Linked DNA regions of Mus musculus: region 2 is linked to region 1. A link is a contact called in ENCODE POLR2A ChIA-PET data. All regions are on one chromosome and are shown on one strand. Each heading gives the region's core, a stretch centred on a gene start or an enhancer-like site at or near the end of the contact. The rest is flanking DNA. Distances are from core to core; before and after follow the strand shown.

Region 1 (6,155 bases), core at 1,483-3,982:
AAAAGACTTCCTCTGGATAGAGAGAAGATAGATGTGGCCCATAGGAAAATGGCAGTTTATAAAGGCAAAAAGGAAAACCCCATGTTAGGGTGAGATGTTTAATTTTAATTGGGCATGCTAACTAGGTGAGTCAAAGGGGGCTTTTGATTGCTGGATTTCAATACTTCAGAAGCTCTGCTGGACCTTGGTAGTCAGCCTCTGGAGGAGGAATTGGCCAAATAGGAAATAGACCGTAGTGGCTGGCTTCAAGAATGTAATCTAATAGATTTTAGCAAGGCAGAGGGAATTGGGGATAAGGGCAAGGTCTGTCAGAGTCACACTCACCTTGGTCGCCATGGTCGCCATGGTCGGGTTGGCCAGAGTTCCTTCAATTTGTATTTCTGTAAATGAGGTATCAATGGAATGCCTGCTTTCTCTCCATCTACCTTATCTGTTGTTTTAAGTGTGTTCAAGATCCTTCAATCAAACTGCTTATTTCATAGATTTCTTCTTCCTGATTCAAAGCTAAATTCAGCAAGCAGTAACCATTCTACAGGCTGGATGTTATACTGTCATGAAATCCCTTGCCAAATAACTTAGTCCATCACTTTGACCTGAACCTTAAAATTTGAAACAAAATTTCAGGACAGAGCTAGAATGCAGCCAAGTTCTTTTCCAGAATCGGATACAAAGGACTTCTAGTCTGATTCCCAGTTAAATCATTGTTCCCATCGAAAACCTAGTGAGTCCAGATTTCCTTTATTCCTGTGGGCATTCTGGTCTTCGGGATCCCACTCACTATGACTCACTAAACTATCCATAAAGCATTCCAGAGCTGCTCTAGGCCACAGCGCCAAACTCTCACACACAGATCCTGCAAACCAATTTCAAAGACTTAAGAAACAGGTTTATTAGACTGAAGAACCCGTTCCTTGCTAACAATTTTGTGTATTGCCTTTTTTTTTTTTTTGTTGCTACAAAATAATCGACAAAAACAAGGAAGGAAGCTGTGGTTTGGTGAACGAGGCATCCTACACAGCCTTAGGAATTTGAATACTTGGTCCCTGTTTGGTGGGACTGTTTGAGGAAATTTAGGGGCTGTGGCCTTGCTGGAGGAAGTATGTCACTGTAAGGGGCAAAGACTCATACCGTTTTTTTCCTTTGCTTTCTGCTTCCTGCTTGTTATTTGATTTGTGAGCTCTCAGCTATTATGATTGCTATGTCTGTCTACTGCCACACTTCCCTGCTGTGATGGTAATGGACTGGAATGTGTTTTATCACAGCAATAGGAAAGCAATGAATACAGAAGGGTTTCTTTTGGCTCACAGTTCAGCAAGGTGGTGAGAGTAATTGTAGCTCTGAAGGCAGGAGTCTGAGAGCCCTGGTTACATTGTATTGGTAGTCAGGAAGCAGAGAGCAATGAATGTTGATGCTTAGCTTTCTCCTTTAAAAAAAGATTATTTATTTGACAATTTTATTACATTTATTTATTTGTGGGTACTACAGCTTGCATGTGGAGATGGGAGGCTATCTTGCAGAATACACTTTGTGGTTCTGGGGATACAATTCAGGCCATCAGTCTTGGTGGTTAGTGCCCCATTACCTGTTGAACCTTCTCTCTCTAATCCTATTTATCATTTTTAAAAGATTAATTTTATTTGTATTTATGTGTATGAGTGTTTTGTCTTCCTGGGAGTGCATATGATTACAGGTTCTGCAGGAGGCCAGATGAAGCCAATCGGATCTCCTGGAGGTAGCTGGAGTCACAAGGCACTCCAGGTGGGTGCCAGTAAGGAATTCAGATCCTCTGTGAGAGCAGTATGTGTTCTTAACCTCAGAGCCATCTCTCTAAGCCTCGAAAAAAAAAAAAAAAACATTCTGTGTTGGTTCCTATCATTCAAGATGCTGCTGCCCATATTCGAGGTGAATGTCCTACATTAAACCTGGCTGGAAACTCCCTCCAAGAGGTTTGTCTCCTAGCAATTCTAAAGCCAGTCAGGTTGACAATGGAAATCTATTATTCCGCTTGCTAGTAAGAACAGCCAGGAGTGCCCACACATTGTGCAAACAGAACCATAACCTCTGGAGCTTCACTTTGCTAAGCTGTAAATCTAAAAACGATTAAAATAGACAAGTCCCCAATCCTCTATGCAACCTAAAATGCTGAGATATGCACCACCTAACTTCTCAACCAATGAGATGTGCACGGTTTGTGAGAGTAGGTTGATATCTATTTTTCTGGAACCCAAGGCTGATGGTTTTTCCCTGTCCATAAACCTTTCTTGACTTCCTGTATCCATTTTGGTACCCCTAAACCAGACAGTTTGGAGTTCCTGGCAAGGGGGTCACTCCACTAGCTAATTCTAAAAAACTAATTAACAATGTTTGGTGCTGAGTAACTAAACCTGAACACTTTATCACTTTATGGAACGAAGTGATACCAGATTGGATGAAAAATATGAAACTACTGAAGTGGATTATTAGAAAAAATTTCCCCGAAACCTGGACTGTCAAAACTTGCAGTGCAGAAGTCAGTGCAGGAGCTTGGGGGAGTCTGAATGGCTGAAACCTGTGGGTAATTTTAGGGTGGGCGGGAATTTTCTGGTGGCTGGCCAACCACCGCAGGTGCATCTGGAGGAGCGGCAAGCTCCGCCCACCCGGAAGCCCGCTCTGCGCGCTCTCTCAGCCCCGCCTTCTCCGGAGGCCTGGCCGCATCGTGATTGCGCGCAGTGGTGCGCGCGCGTAGGCGGAGCGGCGTGCGCCGCGGTCAGCTGACTGCTCCGGCTGGCACGTGACTTGCTCTGGGCGCAGGGGTCGAGGAAGCCGAAAGGCCGGAGCTTAGGTCCGGGAGGGATGGAGCGCTGAGCGGTTAACGTCTACCAGGCTTCCTGCCTCCGCACCTGTCGCCGCCGCCGCCTCCTGAGACACCTCGGGTCAGTGAGCGATAGCCCTGCGGGGAGCTGACGCTGCAGTGGCCGCCGGGGAAGGATGGGGGCGGCGCGGGGGCCTAGACTGTGGCGTCGGACCTGCAACCGGCCTGGGTGCGGGCTCTCCGCATCTCAGGGCCTAGGGTTGGTGTCTTTGGAAGAAGAAGGAGGGGGAAGGGGCCCAGACGGGGAACTCAGTGGCAGAAGGGAGAAGTGTTGTACATTCGGGTCCTTCTTGGGTGGGAATCCCAGCGAGTCCTGGTCACTTGTGAGAAGGTGGACAGTGACAGAATGCCTCAGGTGAGGCTCAGGGTTCACCGGCGTGTGTGTGCAGTCTCCACTGGGTGTTTACGCCTGTATGTGAATAGAAGGGATTACAGTTTTCAGGGCGGAAGGGGTGCCCACTGCAGGCAGGGGGCGGTCACAGAGGACACGGGGGTCATTGTAGGCAGTGGATGAAACAGGAATACAGGCAGCTTAAAAACATTTCACTAGATTGGGGTTGGGGGAGGTTAAACAACATCCCCGAAAAGGAACTGGTGGACAGAGTCTCTTATAAGGCAGATTGAATCACCTATGAGGCATAAGAGGGAAGCTTGTGTTCTTTTCAGAGGAAAAATGTTATCAGGGGGAAAATTGTCTACTCTGTACTTAGTGGTGCCCCGGGAATGAAATGGTCGGGTGTGAATAGCCCAGCCCTAAAAGTTCACATTGATGGTGGGAAGATAAGTCACAGGGGAAAGATGAGGTTGTATAGAACTGGTAAAAACAGAAGGAGGAGAAAAGTATCCTGGAGGAAAGAAAACTTGAGTTTGGGTCTTGGCAAGTCGGTGGGATTGGAGGCAACAGAGGAGAACTTTTTACTCAGTGAAAGCCTCGTTATTTGAGGGCCTGATGAGAGAAGAAGACATGATTTAGGGGTGCCAAAGGCCAGGCTTTTGTAGTAGGCTGCATTGTGGAAAAGTGGGAAATAGTTTTGAAGTCTGGTGATACTTGTTCATATACTGCATGCTCTATGGCTGATACTATGGGAGTGCTAAGGTTTAGGAAGCAGACAGGGACTCTGCTGTCAGAGCTTCCAGACAGATTCAGAGGAGATAGGTTTTAATAGTCGTGCATTTGGCGTGTGATAGAGCACTAACCTTTAGTCCTAGCACTTAGGAGGCAGAGCCAACCAAAGCTAAATAAATAGTGAGACCACTTGTCTCTCTCTCTCTCTCCCTCTCTCTCTCTCTCTCTCTCTCTATATATATATGTATACACACACACACACATATATATATACATCTACATATATACATATATATACACACATATACATAAATGTGTGTGTGTGTGTGTGTGTGTAAAATCTACTCCGAAGGAGTAATGGAGCAGTACAGAGATGTTTCCCAGGAATATGACTTTTGTGGAAGATTCAAAGAAGGCTTTGTTGAGGATATGACTGAGAAGAGGTTGGTGTGAAAAGGGGGTGAGCAGGCAGGAGTGAAAAGGACATTCCAGGTTGAGGGAACAGAGTTTGTCAAGGCCTTGAAGTGAGAGGAGGAACGTGCCTTTCCAGAACTTGCAGAGAACCTGGAATGAGAAAGGTGTGGTGGTGGGATGTGGACAGACTGGCCTGTGTGTGGGGAGAGCTGGAGTCAGACTGCTCAGGGAATCCAGTGAAGATCATAGGTGCTGGAGACAGACTGTGTGTGGCCCTGCAAGTCCTCCACAGTTTGAGCCGCCCTGGCAGGTAGAGTGAGTTGCAGGCCAGCCAGAGCTGCTCTGTGAGAGTGCTTTGGGTTTCTGTGTGCTGTCGAGCTGGAGGAGATAAAGAGCCCTAAGGTGAGCTAAAGTGCTCACGGTGATAATCGCAGTTAAGTCTGGCAACAAGTGAGTCTCGTTGTGCTGAAGTCGGAGCCTCGGCTTTTCTGCTCAAAACTACAGGATCCTTTTGTCTTTTGGTTACTTTGCAGGTACCAGATCGGATCTCAAGAAATAGTGCTCTGCATCCTGAATGCTGAGAGCTAGGGGCTACTCTTAGTCTGCATTTAAACAGGGCAGGATTTACACACACAACACACACACACACATCTTTTTAATTTTTTTTTAATTTTAACTTTTGGAGACAGGGTCCCTGGCTATCCTCGAACTCATTATATAGACCAGGCTGACCTTGAACTCACAGCTATACACCTGCTTCCTGAGTGCTGGGATTAAAGACTTGTGTGTGTGTGTGTGTGTGTGTGTGCATTTCTTTTTTTACTTTTTTTTTTTTTTTGAGACAGGGTTTCTTTATGTATACGAGGTTGTCCTCCAATCCAGCAAGCAGCCTGCCTCAGCTTCTGAGTGCTGGCATGTGCGTGCTTATAATTTTTTTTTTATGTTTATACATTTTTTTATTTTTTTGAGACAGGGTTTCTCTGTTTGGCCCTGGCTGTTCTAGAACTCATTCTGTAGACCAGGCTGGCCTACACCACTCAGCATGTTTATAAATCTTAGCCTTCTTATTTATATTAGTTATTTTGTTTCGTTTTTCTTAAACCTAAAACTTAGGATTCTGCATCATTGTCCTAACTTGTAGGATAATGTCCATTGGTCAAGAGCAAGACCAGCATGCCACAGTGAACTTTGGCAAAGGGCCTCTGCAGGCCACCAGTCCCTTGGTGGGCAGTAAGCCTTCCTTTTGACTTGTGTATCCTGCTGACCTGGAACACTGTCGGCCTGAGCTGGGGCACAGTTCTGTAATCCCTTTCCCCCTTTGTACTTGATTTTGCTTGGAATAACAGTAGTTTTGACTAAGTGTCTGCTATAGTTTGCCTTGTCCAGACTGTATTCCGTCTAAGGTTGTGTTGTTTTCACCATTTGGATGTAGAGCTCTTTCATTTTAACTACAAATTAATTTGCATTTGATTTCCATTTCATCAACATTTTTTCCCTCTTGAGACAAGGTTTCTTTGTGTAACAGCCCTGGCTGGCCTCAAACTCTCTAGAGTTCTGCCTGACTCTGCTTCTGAGAGCTGAAACTAAAGGTATGTGCCAATACGCACCCACTATTATCAGTGTTAAAGACAGCATTAGCATGGTGTTCAAGGCATTAAACCAAGGTGAGCCTTGGACTCCCGATCCTTCTACCTGTGCCTCCTAAGTATCAATTTACAGCCCTGCATCACCGAACTCCTCTCTCATCTGTAAGCCAGGGAAATGCACTTGTTGTTCGCACATGCGCTCGCGTGCGCGCGTGTGCACACACGCACGCACACACAC
Region 2 (6,155 bases), core at 1,294-3,793, 41 kb after region 1:
AGGGCAGGAGGGAGGAGGCTGAGTTCTTCAGCAGGATGTAACCTCTAACTACTGACCAGCTCTCTGAAAGCTCTAAGCAGGCTCTGTTGTCTTCATGTTTTAAAAGGAAACGTCATCCAGGTAAACTCCCAGCAGAATCTCCCTCTAAGCTGTTTACCTGTTTCTTGGGCTCCGCTCAAGCCATCCCACGTTCCTCCCACAAACCAGTTCCTATGAAACACATGGGGGACTTCTCAACAGCAATGGCGGCCACGGCTCTTGACACCAGCTTTCTGTCTCAGTCGCTTTTATGGTTGACGTAATAAAATATCTGAAAGAAACAATTTAAAGGGGAAGCATCTTAGTTTGGCTTACGATTTGACAGGGTACAGTCTGTCATGCTGGGAAAGGCACATCTAGCTCCTGTCTGTGGCAGTGGTGGGGATGTGAAGCAAGCGGCCACATCGCAGTGGAGTAGGAAGCAGAGTGGTCACCAGGAAGTTGGGTGGAGATACAACCCTCACTCCCACAGGTTTGAAAACCTCCCTAAACAGTGCCACCGGCTGGAGATCGAGTGGTCAAGCACAGTCAGAGATTCTTCCAGAGTTTGCTGGAGGAGCTTGGTGGCTGGGACTGGTTCCTTGGAAATTTCTTATCCCTGGCTTCTTCCGACGTTGCTCTGCTTGTTCTGTGTGATGTGACAGCTCTGCTTGGCGCTTGCTCCCACCACAGCCATACTCTGCCTCACCAGCACAATCCAGGAGACAAGGATGCGACTAAGCCAGAAGAGATGCTTTCCCCGCTGCAGTTGTTTACGTCGGCCATTTTGGACCCAGTAACTAAACTCAGTAACCCCGGGGTGCATCCATGTTTTCAAGGACAGCCCTAGATCTTCTGAGTTCATAACAATTCCTTCTGTTGGACGCAGCACATTCAAGTAGGCTCTCCAGTGGGTGAGCTTACCGAGTCTGGTCTGCACCCGGAAGTGGGCTAGATGCTGCTGAAAAGTTCTCCCCACCTTTCCCTCTGACTGTCCTTTCCCAGTGCAGGGTTTCATGCAGGACCGCACACACAGTGGCACCGGGAACAGGGTTTCATGCAGGACCGCACACACAGTGGCACCGGGAACAGGGTTTCATGCAGGACCGCACACACAGTGGCACCGGGAACAGGGTTTCGTGCAGGACCGCACACACAGTGGCACCGGGAACAGGGTTTCGTGCAGGACCGCACACACAGTGGCACCGGGAACAGGGTTTCGTTCAGGACCGCACACACAGTGGCACCGGGAACAGGGTTTCGTGCAGGACCGCATACACAGTGGCACCGGGAACAGGGTTTCGTGCAGGACCGCACACACAGTGGCACCGGGAATGTTTCCCATGTACTTACTCCTTCCCGATCTCCAGGGGACCATGAGGTTCCAGATAGAATTTAGTAACATGTAAGCTCTATTTTTTTTTATGTGTTTGGGTATTTTGCCTTTATGTATGTCTTGTACCAAATGCATGCTTGGTGCTCTAAGAGGCCAGAAGAGGGTGTTGGGTCCTTTGGAACAGGAGTTACAGACAGTTGTTAGCCTCCAATTGTGGGTGCTGGGAACCAAACCCAGGTCTTCTGCAAGAATGAATGCTCTTAACCTCTGAGCCAGTCATCTCTTTAGCCTTGAATTTTGTATGCCTTAGTTCTTTTCCACTGCTGTGATATAACAGCATGACCAACACAGCTTACCAAAGGGAGGGTTTATTTTTTTAACTAACGGTCCAGAGGTTAGAGTCCATCAGCATCATGGCGGGGAAGTGTGGCAGCAAGCACCAGGCTTGGCCGCAGGGACCGTCCAGAGCTTAAGTCTCCAATGGCAAACAGGAAACAGCCAACTTGGAATGGTTCAAGTCTTTTAGCTCTCAAAACTCACCCCTACATACTTCCTCCAGGAGTAGGAAGTATACCTACTAAGCCTGCCCAGACAGAGCCACCAATTGGGGACCAAATATGCAAATGCCTGAGAATATGTGGGTCTTATTCAAACCACCCACTTCATCGCTCATTTCTGCAGCTGTTCTGTCATCTTAAGTAAGATCTCCTATATAACTGACTGGTGCTGCAGCCCCCTTAGTCTCCCAGAAGCAGCCAAAATCTGGCCATAGCACCTCTCTGCGTGCTTGTGGTTTTGCCAGGGCTGACACGGTCTTCCCTGTATTTTTCTAGTATGTTTATGTTGCTTACCTCCACTTCCTTAAGTGGGAAGAGCTGCCTTTATTGTAAACTGTCCCAGCTTTGTGCTGAGCGACGAGCAATGATTTCTGCTTGTTCCAAACCCCCGTGCACAGCATAGAAACTGCTGCCCTTGCCTCCTTACTGCGGAAGGCTTTAAAGCATTTGCTTGGGCATGGGAATGTGCAGAGTTTCAGGGGAGAGCTGACCCTTGGAATACTGAATTGATTGCCTAGGAAGTGTAAGCTTCCCTCTGAGCCTGAGCCTGTATAATTAGGGACCTCTGTTGAAAGGAAAAAAAAATCTTCCATAGTCACAGCTTTCCAGACTTTTGTTGGCTGTGCGCCCTCTTCTCTTATCTCTGCAGCCAGGCTCAGAGCTCTAGTTCCTCCTGACCACCAAAGCTAACTCCTCAGTCCCCACTGCAGACACTCTGTCCCACACTGGAAGAGCGGGGGCAGTGAAGTGAAGTTGTGAGGTTTCTTTCTTTTTTAAAAATGCTACTTGTAGCCCCCCCTCCCCCCAGTTAAACCATTCGTTGCGAGCTGCTGGTCGGCCACAACAGCTACTGACTGGCTTTTTGGATTTGTTTTCTAGCTGCTGCCACCTCTCCTCATTTCTCTGCCCTGTAATTTATGTCCCCAAAGCTATTCCATAGTCTTTTATCTTGCTTCAGTTCTAATCAATCAGTTTTCCCTTTTCTTTCCTTTTCTCTAAGAACTACAATGTAAAGTAATCCCTGTTGGGCAAGCATTGACAGGGACTGTCCTAGTCAGGGGCACTGTTGCTGTGGTGACACACCGTGGCCGGGAGGAAAGGCTTTCCTTGGCTTCCGCGTCACTGTTCATCAGCAAAGGAAGTCAGGACAGAACTCAAACGGCAGGAAGCTGGAGGCAGGAGCTGATGCAGAGGCCATGGAGGTTACAAGCTGCCTACTGGCTTGCTCCCCATAGCTTGCTCAGCCTGCTTTCTTTTAGAACCAGGATGACGGCCCAGGGAGGGCACCACCCACAATGGCGGCTGGGGCATTCCCCATCATTCACTAATTAGGAAAATACCTACAGGCTTACCTATAGTCTGATCTTAGGAGGCATTTTCTCAGTTGCGGTTCCCTCCTCTCAGATGAGTCTAGCTTGTGTCAAGTTGACATAAGACTAGCCAGCGCAGTGGAGTGTGGCAGTGCATTAGAGTTCTTCAGAGAAAGGAGTTTATGTATACTTATAAAAATATCTATTACAAAGAGTTTGTTCTTCCAGTGTCCTTACCAGAATCTGAAAGCCAAGAGCCAATGTCTCAGCTTGAAAGTCATGAGGCAGGAGAATTTCAAGTTCAAGGCCTGCCTAGACTACCTGAAGACTATGTGATGAGCCTGGTTCACATAATGACACTGTCTCTCAAAATACAAACAGTAAACAAAGGTGCCCTCAGGTCAGGAGCTGAGTCAGCACCCTCAGCCTCCACCCCAGAGAGCACCACCCACCCTGAGAGCACCACCTACCCTGAGAGCACCACCCACCCTGAGAGCCCCACTCACCCTGAGAGCACCATCCACCCTGAGAGCGCCTACCCCCATCTCCAGCTGAGTCTCACACCAGCACTGCTGACTGGAAGTCCACTCTGTCCACAAACTGCTGAACGACAGATGCCAGCCTTAAGGCTGCTTAGCAGCTCTCAGGGCTGTGAACACAAGGTGACCAACCGCCAGAGCACAAAGTAGGGCATCTTTTTTTTTCTAAATCTTTTTTAAAAAGATTTATTTATTATTATATGTAAGTACACTGTAGCTGTCTTCAGACACACCAGAAGAGAGCATCAAATCTCATTATGGATGGTTGTGAGCCACCATGTGGGATTTGAACTGAAGACCTTCGGAAGAGCAGTGCTCTTACCTGCTGAGCCATCTCACCAGCCCAAAGTAGTGCATCTTCATAGAACTACATTTAAAGAACTAGAGCAGACAAGCCAGCAGCAGGACCCCGAGGCTCCTGACAATCTGTGTTTAGTCCCAGAGACAGGCAAGCTGTCCTCAGACATGTGCATATGTGTGTACACACACACCAAATAAGGTCATACAATTAGATAGATAGATAGATAGATAGATAGATAGATAGATAGATAGATAGATGGATGGATGGATGGATGGATGGATGGATGGATGGATGGATGGATGCAGAGCAGAAGGCAGGGGCAAAGGCTGACTGTTCTTACACAGTGCACAGCTTTCCTTCCAGCCAGAAGGGATGGAGGAGGCTTAGCAGAGTCCCCTGACACAGCCTCTAGCAGAGCACCTGGCATATTCTGTTTGTGCTGTAGCTCAGTGGTAGAGCATGCGCACAACATGTGTGATGTCCAGGTTCGATCCCCAGATTCACAAAACAATGTAACAAAATATGGAAAGTGAGCTCTCCCAAGGTAAACGAGCTGGGGGTGGGGTCAGGGTTGGTGGACTGCCCGCTGAGTGGGACCCAGCCTGACAGCACAGCATCTGCCATGCTCTAGTCACTCACCCTGAGTGGCATCCACACACCCCATCAGGCCACACGGGGCAAGCTTGAGAAGTAGTGGGAAGTCCTGGCCCTGTCAGGCTGAAGGAGAGAGGGGACTGAACCGCCCACACATGTGCCTGGGCAGGCTCCTTGGGGCGTTTGTTCTGGATCCAACTCTTCCTTTGCTTCAGTCCCGGCATGGGCACTCCCCAGTCCCCTGCATGAGCAGACAATCACACCAGACTAAGAGCTCTGAGTTGGCCATCTAGGCCTGTCACCAGGACCATTATTAGCTCAAGGTGAGAACAAAGCTGAAGGAGTTCTCCAGTACCAACCTCAGCTGAACAGAATAGCCCTGGGAGCAATGCAGTAATGAATGACCTGAGGAGTGTGAGGGACAGCGTGTGTGAGTGATGAGTGTAAGTGATGAGTGTGAGGGAAGAGTGTGAGGGATGAGATGTGTGAGGGATGATGAATGTGAGGAATGAGTGTGAGGGATGGAGAGTGTGAGGGAAGAGTATGAGTGTTGAGTGTGAGTGAGGAGTGTGAGTGATAAGGAATGTGAAGGATGATGACAGAGAAAAGAGCGAGAGACAGTGGTCAGTCGGCATGTGTCCAGTGTGAGGGTTGGCATGTGTCCAGTGTGAGTGAGGAAAGACTGCCTCTTCCTCCCTTCTCTCTCCTCTCCTCTCCTCCTCTCCCCACCCCCTTCTTTTTTTTTTATTTTTTTATTTTTTTTTTTTATTTTTTTTAGATTTATTGATTATATGTAAGTACACTGTTGCTGTCTTCAGACACTCCAGAAGGGGGCATCAAATCTCGTTACGGATGGTTGTGAGCCACCATGTGGTTGCTGGGATTTGAACTCGGGACCTTTGGAAGAGCAGTCGGGTGCTCTTACCCACTGAGCCATCTCACCAGCCCCCCCACCCCCTTCTTTATCCTCCTTTTCTTCCTCCTCTTCCTTTCTTCTGAGGTGATGGAGATTGAACTCAGGGCCTTCCTTGCACTCGCTGAGATGGAGCCACCACTGAGCCGTCCCCAGCCCTGGCTGCTGTTCCTTTCTTAGGCCTCACAGTTTCTAAAAGCCAAGCCATGGGTAAGATGATCCCTAAGTAAACACGTGGCCATGTTTAAATGTGTGTTGGGAATGTGTGGCTTAGTAAACATCCTGTGCGGCTGCTATGGTTCCCTCAGTTTACTGGATAAATCTTGCCATGTCTTTAAACAACAAAGAGGGACTGGATTGTTTATTCCAAACCACTTGCAATTGCTCAGCCTTCTGAGTCAGGAGGCTCATGGGTTCAAGACTAGCCTGGGCTACATAATTTGTTTGGTCCAGTCTGGGCCATATAGTGAGACCTTGTTTCAAACAAATAATGCCAACAAAAAGACTAAAGCAAATGAATAAAAAGTATTACATCTGTATCCTTTACTGATCAACCCAAAAGCCGAACGACTCTAAATGTTCTCTGC

The links. ChIA-PET counts read pairs that join two places held with the same protein, here RNA polymerase II (POLR2A).
Region 2: POLR2A ChIA-PET joins it to region 1 with 10 read pairs in embryonic stem cell. The contact joins the enhancer-like site here to the promoter of Atp6v1c1 in region 1. POLR2A ChIA-PET finds 5 or more read pairs at or near these places in 3 of 5 experiments (Patski and embryonic stem cell).

Annotation. Positions count from the first base shown.
Region 1 is chr15:38,659,172-38,665,326 of GRCm38, forward strand. It overlaps Atp6v1c1 (ATPase, H+ transporting, lysosomal V1 subunit C1), which reads left to right and starts at 2,733. Exons shown (of 13, transcript NM_025494.3): 1 at 2,733-2,912.
Region 2 is chr15:38,700,052-38,706,206 of GRCm38, forward strand. No RefSeq gene overlaps it. Among named protein-coding and RNA genes, the nearest start is that of Gm45924, 25 kb to the right of the region's middle. Within about 2 kb of position 2,544, at least 3 of the 3 ENCODE cell types and tissues checked have a DNase peak (open chromatin) inside an H3K27ac peak, as active enhancers do.